Regions from separate parts of the Homo sapiens genome. Here regions 1 and 2 are each linked to region 3. A link is a contact called in ENCODE Hi-C or POLR2A ChIA-PET data. All regions are on one chromosome and are shown on one strand. Each heading gives the region's core, a stretch centred on a gene start or an enhancer-like site at or near the end of the contact. The rest is flanking DNA. Distances are from core to core; before and after follow the strand shown. Region 1 has its middle 250 kb from the start of MIR12120. Region 2 overlaps UTY (ubiquitously transcribed tetratricopeptide repeat containing, Y-linked). Region 3 holds the start of DDX3Y (DEAD-box helicase 3 Y-linked).

Region 1 (2,700 bases), core at 63-2,562, 330 kb before region 3:
TCCCACTTCCAAGTTGATGGGGTGGGAGTTTCCCAGTGCAGCTGCAGCCACCCAAGTCATGGCTGTGGACCTGGGCCTCCCTGTGCTCTTGAGCCTTCCCACAGCTGCAGAGCCAGACATCTCTGCACTCTCAGGGGCCCAGGAAGGATCCCTCCCCCACAGGCTTGGAGGTGTCTGCTCCTGCTGCCTGGCCTCTCCCAGCTCCCAAGTGCCTATTCTGATCTCAGAGCAAGGTTGGGGCCAAGACTTGGCATTGTGTCAGCCCGGCCAGCTGTGCTCATGCTCAAGGCAGCACTGACATGCCAGCCTTCCACCTTCTTGGCCCACTCTGAACTTTGGGCACTGATGAGCATAAGAGGGAAGCTGATGGGGGGCTGAGGGCAGCTTGCACTGACCTGCAGGTGTTCCTTGATATATACATCCTGGGTGCCATGAAAGGCAGCAGGAGGCAGACATGTTCCTGAGTGCAAGGGGGTGGGCCCCTGGTGAGGCCCCACCTTCAGGCCAGGGAGGACCTGAAGGGTGGGAACTGGCCTGCCAGTCCTGCAAACCCCAATGTGAACTTGTGGTGCCTTTTCCAGGCCTCCCCATGGCCACCCATGGACCAGTCGGCATTCACTTCCTCCCTTCTGCGGCCCATAAAAGCCCTGGGTTCAGGCAGAGCTGAGCAGACATCAGGTGACCAGCTGCAGAAAGGAGCTACCCACTCCAGGGCCTCATCTCTGCTGAGAGCTGCAGAGATGACCAGAAGACCTGCATCCAGAGAGGAGCTTCCTGATCCAGGGCTATTCTGTCACTCAATAAAGCTTCTCTTTGTCTTGTTCTCCTTCCATTTGTCCACGTTCCTCATTCTTCCCTGCCAAAGGAGAAGAACTTGGGAGCTGCTGGATGGTGGGGCTGAAAGCTGTAAAACAAACAGGGCTAACACGCCCATTGCTCACTACCTTGTGAGTGAAGAGGAGAGAAGAGCTGTAGCCCTTCAGAGAGTCCAGACCTGGGAGCTCCTTGAGCCAGGGTTGTGAATCTCTCTTCAGGACCTTGTGGTTTCGGGAGTCTCCAAGCTTCCTGTTGTCACTGCAGCTGTGGAAGTTGCTTGTGGTGTGCCTGCTTCAACTGCACCCTCACAGAGAGCTGGTGCCTATGCCGGCACCTACAGCTGCCCATCCTTGTGCAGCAGCCAGCATGCTTGACTATGTGCAGTAGCCAGTCGCCACACTGGCTTGGTCAAACACCCCTTGCCGCTCCACATCTGGCTGGCCCTTGGCAGGCCTGGGATCCATGCCAGTAATGTGAGCCAAGTGTAGCCTTCCAGGCTGAGTGGGTGGAGCAAGCCCAGCAGGCCTGAGCAAAACTTGGGCAAAAGCACCACCACCCACAGAGGTTTCTGGCCAGAAAAGCAACACCATAAGGTTCCTGAAACAACAGGTCCCACAACTCTCTTCACTTTTTTCAGCTTATTTTCTCTTTCATGTTCAGCTAGAATAAACAGGAAGTTCTGTCTTTGTCACTGAAATTTTTCCTCTGTATTATACATTCTACTATTGAGCCAATACACTTTTATTCTAATTCCTGTATTTTTTATTTCTGTAGTTAAATTAGGTGTTTTTATTACTCATTTTTTTGCTGAAATTTATTACTCATTTCAAGAGATTTGTAATTGCTTGTTAAACTATTTACATACCTTATTTTAAATTATTGTCAAATCAGCCAGACAGTAATATAGGAAGTTTCAGATGTTGTTTCCCTCACATAAACAGATTTAAAACTATCAAAATTCCTTTTTGAGAAGCTCAGAGTCCTTTAAGCATTTGCAGTACCCTGGACAATCACAAACTGATACCAGCTGCACTGAAATGAATAGGAAGAACAGTATTCTTTTACCTAGTTTAGCTTGTTTTCCAAGTTTCAGGACAGCTCACAGCAAAAATAGATGGGTGAAGGAAAAGAGAGTTTGTGGCAGATTCAGTGTCCTTGGTCTTTCGGTACACTTTTTGAGGTTCTAGCTTCTGTCTTATCTCCCAGAGAGCACTGAAAGAATTGACACAGTATGGATGCCCAGGGCTGCTAAGGAGAGAGGCATATTTTTACAGCTAGCATAAGTATGTAAAATTAGAAAGTGATGCATGCCTGAGGGTTCTTACCCAGAAAGGGAAAGGAGCAGTGTATACCCCCAAAGCATTCCTTTGTGCCAACTAAAAGTTCAATTTCTGTCTCACTTCACACATCAGATAGGTATAATGCAATCACAATTGTTTTTAAGAGGAAGATATTACAGGTTTTTGAAAACAGCTAACAAAACAAGAATGCCCAGGGCAAATAGGGAGAAAGATCCAGAACTTCTCATTGGGAGGACTTAAAAATATATTTCCTAATGAAAGCCAGTCAAAAAAAACGAGACAGAGAACTGTTTCTTCAAATGCATGCACACAAACACAAAGCTGTACAGAACATGAAGAGTCAAAAAATAAGACACAATAAAAAGAATAAAACATACCTCTAGCAACCAACAATAAAGAAATGGAGATCTATGTGTTGCCTGACAATTAAAAATAGTCATTGTAAAAAAGTTGAGTGAGATACAAGAGAACACACACAGATAATTAAATCAGGAAAGTGTTACACAAAAAGAATGACACAAAGATGGTTATGAGGAAAAAAAAACATTCTGGAACTGAAAAATACGATAACTGAAATTTTAAG
Region 2 (2,700 bases), core at 15-2,514, 380 kb before region 3:
CATTTTTTGCATAAAAATTTTTTTATAACTTTTTTGTCTTTCACAACTTTCACAGACAATTTTTCAACATGTCTCAACTTTCACTTATTACAAACTTTTTTTTTCTTTAAACAGCCAGTTAATTTATTTCGGGACAAGAATTTAGTATATAACACTCTTCTTACATAAATTCTGCCTCCACCCCTTTTTTTCAAAGCAAACTTTCTTTATGTCTTTGGACTAGACTGTCTAAGGCCACAAGATTAGAAGTTACCATGATACGTTATACTGTTAACTTTTAGCAAACTTCACTTTTACTGAAAACCTTGTAAGTTTGAGATTTTAATTATCTTTTGCTAGACCTTGTTTAGTCTAAATTAACTTAGAATTGATATAGATGGCCTCGTTTTCTCTCTGCTGGTTTTTCCTTGCCTCTGCCAGCCGCTTATGCTGCTGTTCTCTTAACTACTGTTAGGGGCCGGGGAAGTGGGTCTAAAACCAGCTGTAACTGTCTATGTACGGAAACTGGTCTGGGTGCCTTGGCTTACAGGTTACCTTGTGTCATACCTTTGAAACAAGGGACCTACCTGTCCAAGCTTCCTTCTGATGGCCAACCCACCTCTAATGCTGGCCAGTCTATTTCACACAAAGTTCTAAGTTTTCCTAGTGTCACAGTAACACCGTAATCTCCTTTAAATTCTTTCTTGAAAATTTTTTTAACATAGTTCCTAGTGGGGTGGTCTTATTTGTGCCTGGCCTATGCTTCTTCAAGACAAAACACTAAGCTGACACCACATGCACACCACAAAACAAAGAACAGGTAAAAAGGGCACACACACACTTTTGCAGTTTACACCAAACCAAAATCAAAACCAAAATCAGAGTATCTAGAAATCCAAGCCAGATCAGAACCAAAACCAAAGTATCATGCAATCTAACTCAAGTCAAAACCAGAACAAAAGTGCCAATGCAGGCACTCCATGGGTGATCAGGCCATGCTTCCACTCCGATGGAATGGGGCAGGTTCCAAAGACTGGTCTTACCAAGTCAAGCCAAGTCAAAACCGGAACAAAAGTGCTAATACAGGCACACCATGGGTGATGAGGCCACGCTTCCACTCAGGTGGAGTGTGGCAAGTTCCAAAGACTAGTCTTACCAAGTTTCAGATGTCCAGACTCCAAGTGCCAGTTCCTTCCTGGTGTTCAGCCACTGTGCTGATCCTCTGCAGGGGCCTGCTACGCGCTGCTTTGGCTAGGCGTTCCACCCAGGCAATTTCTTTCCCGGGAGCGCTCTTTGGATTGCGTCACTCAGGCTGGCCGGAGTCCCCTGCAGGGATGCTCCGCAGGGCAGGCCTAAGGGGCTGCCTCGGCCGTCTGTCAGTTATCATGTTTCCCGGTCAGGGAACCAAGAAATGTAGCAGGATGAGCCGCTGATAAAGCCTCTCAGATACCGAGTTGTAGAAGGAAGGGCTTTATTCAGCTGGGAGTATCAGCAAGCTACTGCCTTAAAATCTGAGCTCCCCCAGTGAGCAATTCCTGTCCCTTTTAAGGGCTCACAACTCTAAGCATTTCACTTGAAAGGGTCATGATAGATTTGAGCAAGCAAGGGGTACATGACAGGGGCTGCATGCACCGGTGGTCAGAGAGAAACAGAACAAGGCAGGGAGTTTCACAGTGTTCTTCTATACAATGTCTGGAATCTATGAATAACATCAGTTTCTAAGTTATGAGTTGATTTTTAACTACTGGGTTTACGCCAGGCAGGCCCAGGCCTGGTTTCAGGCCTGGTGCCAGGCTGCCTGTCTTTGATTTTACTTCCTTGTTTTTTTTTGTTTTTTAAATAAGTACTGAGTATAAAACAATATGAGAGGGTCTCTCTCTCTTCCCTCATTATGTTGTGTTTTTATTGTTACTTGTTTGAAGCAGTTTTTAAATTTTATTCTTAATCTCTTTATTGGCCTTCTGTCCATTCTAGAATGTTTGAAACTATAAAAACAATTGGAAAATTATAATTGTTTTTCCAGTTGAAAAATTTTCCCCAACAAATTTTCCAGTTGCTTTTATACTTTCAAAAGTTCTGCTTGTTACTGATGTCTAGTTTTATTCCATTATGGTCAGAGAAGATATTTCATATTGTTTCATTTTGTTTTTAATGTTTTAAGACTTGTTTTTTGGCCTATCATGTGGTCTGGCCTTGAGAATGATGCATATGCTGAGGAGAAGAATGTGTATTCCGCAGCCATTAGATGAAATGTTCTGTAAATATATGTCAGGTCCATTTGGTCTATAATGCATACTAAGTCCAATGCTGCTTGGTTCATTTTCTGTCTGAATGATCTGACTTGCCCTACGCTGAAAGCAGGGTGTTGAAGTCTCTAGCCATTGTTGTACTGGGATCTATATCTTCCTTTAGTTCTCATAATATTTGCATATATATACATATATGTATATCTGTGTGCTACAGTGTTGGGTGCATATATGTTTGCAATTGTTAAACCCTCTTATTGAATTGACCCCTTTATCATTATATAATGACTTTCTTTGTTCTTAATAGGTTTTATTTTGAAATCAGTTTTGTGGCATAAATACAGCCACTCCTGTTCTTTGCTCATTTTTGTTTGCATAGAATATCTCTTTTCATCCCTTTCTTTTCAGTCTCTGTAGTTTCAGTTTCTTGTAGACAGTATGTTGTTGCATCTTTTTAATTCTGCACTCAGCCACT
Region 3 (2,700 bases), core at 133-2,632:
TGGTTAAAAAAAAAATGTATGCTCTTTATTCATTCTCTCCCCTAGACTTGGGAGGCAGAAATGCAGGGATAAGCTTGCAAACGACTGGTGTGCCAAATGCAAAAGCGCGGTAGGTTCCTGACACAGAAAACGAGCCTGATCTAACACGTAGACCACCTATCTTCTGCCTCATCGCCCAAACTTCCAAAGGATCTGCCCTTAATGGAAACACAGTTAAACCTATATCAACAATCCTTCGGCGATAACAAGAAAGTAAACCACAAATAACCTGTCCCGCTAATCAACATTCGAGGTTAGTTTTCTACCGGACGACTTCTGCATGTATCGCCTAAAGTAAAGATACAATACCATATAAAAACCGCACAGCTCTCGGCTAGGCGGCTGTCCAGTGACTGAATTAACAAAGGGGTGTAGCGCAATGCTGGATCTCTAACCTTCCAGGTGTCTTTCCGCGGGCGTCCAATTTCCATTATTTCTACAGGGTCAAGAGAAGCACGCGGCAGCCATCCTTCCCTACCCTCCCCACCATCCCTTTCCGGTCCTTCTGCGTCACAAAACTTTCCATACCGGAAGCCCAGTTTCGGCACGCTCAGCACCCGGGCAACGGTTGCTCCGTGGCTACGGGACCCCACCAGAAACAAGATACAGGATACTTGTTACGTTGTGCTATATTATAGTCACTCGTCTTCAAGAATTCCACAGGCCTGGCCCCTCTGCTCAAGGAACACAGCGCTGCCAAGTCACACAATTGTATACACAAAGACTCTGGCCATTTGCCCGAGCAAAGACCATACTACTCTTTCTTCTCGCTACACAAACTGGGTGGCCTGAATACACTTTCTTCTTAACAATGACACTACTGCGAATACGTCAGGGGCGCCAGATAAGAGCCTCACCCTGGACATAAAAACGGTCCGCTTTTGCGAACCGCCTCCCTCCCCCGCCCCCTCACAAACGGGTTCGTGGTCGCACATGCGCGTCTCCACGGGACAAGCAAACACAAAAGCCGCCATTGCGTGAGGCCCAGTACTATACCAGAATACCAGCGTAACCACTACCATTAACGTTACTGCCATCGCACGATCCCTTCCGTACGTGGTCTTGTCATGGTCTCATGCAGTTTCTCTCCCCATTTCCCTAGAGTCCCAGTCACATAACACACGAACCCACCAGAAGTGAAACTGAAAAACCAATTAACAGTGCGCCACAAACCGTCAGGCCAAGTAAAGGGTCCCGTAGAAAGCCTCGGTAGGCTTACTTTGACTCACCTGCTGGTCCAGTTCAGGGTCATTTTTCACCACCACATGACTCATCCCTGAAGAGAAGCGAAAAATCGGGTAGTCCACTGTAGGTGTGAGACCGAATAGCGGAACTCTTACACTGGACCTACAGCTATTAAGCGCACTGGTTAGCCTACGCGGTAATATGGCCCCTCCCACAGCTATACGACAGCACGCACAACGTGCGTAATCGTTGGCTCCACCCCTCCACCACCACCACCCAATCCCTTTATCGCTACCGTTACTTCTCCCTAAATCGCGTTCGTTTAGTCATAAGATCGCGGGATTACGTAGTCCCAGCGCCTCTCAAAATTCGCGCGATGTTTGCTATCCCCGCCCTCTCCTAATGCCTTCGAATTCTAGGGATCTAGCAAGATATCTTTCGCCTTTTTCGCCTTGGGGAAATCTTAAACACAGTGACAATCTACCACTAACTCCCGCTCCCTCCTTACCCACCCTCAACTTCCCTTCTTCCTTAAGCACTCTCTCTTCCCTTTTACTTCTGAGAATAGGAAGTTTCGTAAAATTTTTCCGTTCCAACTAGCCGTCACCTACCTTTGACAAGCTTCAGCAAAGTTGGAACTAGTCAAAAAACTCTCTGAAGCCAAGATAGATAAGGGTTACGGGATCCCAGGTGTTAGGCGCAGTGACCATTTTACGTGAGCGATCCACGGTGGTTTGAATACAATCTTCAGGTTAGGGAGGTGAAAGAACAGGTCCGCAGAAGGTCCCTCTGCAGGATGGACCTGACTGCACCTGAGGAAAGCTGAGTGGATTCCGCAGCACGTGTGACCAGCCAGAGGCTCGACAGACTTGACAGGGTTAGGCTGCTGGGGTTCACCTAGGAACTCCAGACCCCTCTAGTTTTTCTACCGGTGTGCCTGCGCTTTATGAGCATACGGCTTTAGCATCACAGGATGAAGAAACAATGAAACAATTACATACTGAATGACGTTGATGATAACACACCTACCAGGGGACCTAGGCCTAGGCCCTTAACGCACCCTGGCATAGTGATGAAGAAACAATGAAACAATTACATACTGAATGACGTTGATGATAACACACCTACCAGGGGACCTAGGCCTAGGCCCTTAACGCACCCTGGCATAGTGATGAAGAAACAATGAAACAATTACATACTGAATGACGTTGATTATAACACACCTACAAGGGGACCTAGGCCTAGGCCCTTAACGCACCCTGGCATAGGTCCCTTGTTTTCACGAAACAATGAAACAATTATATACTGAATGACCCTGGTGATAACACACCTACCGGGGGACCTAGGCCCTTAACGCACACTGGCATAGGTCCCTTGTTTTTCTGGGCACCCTGCAACCTAGGTTAACCAGTGCTATACTACGTCCCCAAAGCCAGCCTAGCCATGGGATTGTGAAAGACTCTTTTGGTTGCCCAA

What was found. A loop is a pair of places that touch in the nucleus more often than their neighbours do. ChIA-PET counts read pairs that join two places held with the same protein, here RNA polymerase II (POLR2A). Pooled maps may share reads with other maps.
Region 1: a map of CD4-positive, alpha-beta T cell shows a loop between it and region 3 (5-fold over the local background). The contact joins the enhancer-like site here to the promoter of DDX3Y in region 3. A Hi-C loop is called at or near these places in 2 of 168 maps with a recorded cell type or tissue (CD4-positive, alpha-beta T cell and dorsolateral prefrontal cortex) and 4 of 50 pooled maps. POLR2A ChIA-PET finds 5 or more read pairs at or near these places in 1 of 52 experiments (OCI-LY7).
Region 2: a pooled map shows a loop between it and region 3 (6-fold over the local background). The contact joins the enhancer-like site here to the promoter of DDX3Y in region 3. A Hi-C loop is called at or near these places in 3 of 50 pooled maps. POLR2A ChIA-PET finds 5 or more read pairs at or near these places in 2 of 52 experiments (T-cell and activated T-cell).

What each region holds. Positions count from the first base shown.
Region 1 is chrY:13,232,708-13,235,407 of GRCh38, reverse strand. It overlaps a transcript of UTY not described here. Among named protein-coding and RNA genes, the nearest start is that of MIR12120, 250 kb to the left of the region's middle. Within about 2 kb of position 1,312, at least 2 of the 41 ENCODE cell types and tissues checked have a DNase peak (open chromatin) inside an H3K27ac peak, as active enhancers do.
Region 2 is chrY:13,281,468-13,284,167 of GRCh38, reverse strand. The region is part of intron 27 of UTY (ubiquitously transcribed tetratricopeptide repeat containing, Y-linked); the gene reads left to right. Among named protein-coding and RNA genes, the nearest start is that of MIR12120, 200 kb to the left of the region's middle. Within about 2 kb of position 1,264, at least 4 of the 41 ENCODE cell types and tissues checked have a DNase peak (open chromatin) inside an H3K27ac peak, as active enhancers do.
Region 3 is chrY:12,903,550-12,906,249 of GRCh38, reverse strand. It overlaps DDX3Y (DEAD-box helicase 3 Y-linked), which reads right to left and starts at 1,382. Exons shown (of 17, transcript NM_004660.5): 1 at 1,269-1,382. The coding sequence starts at 1,313.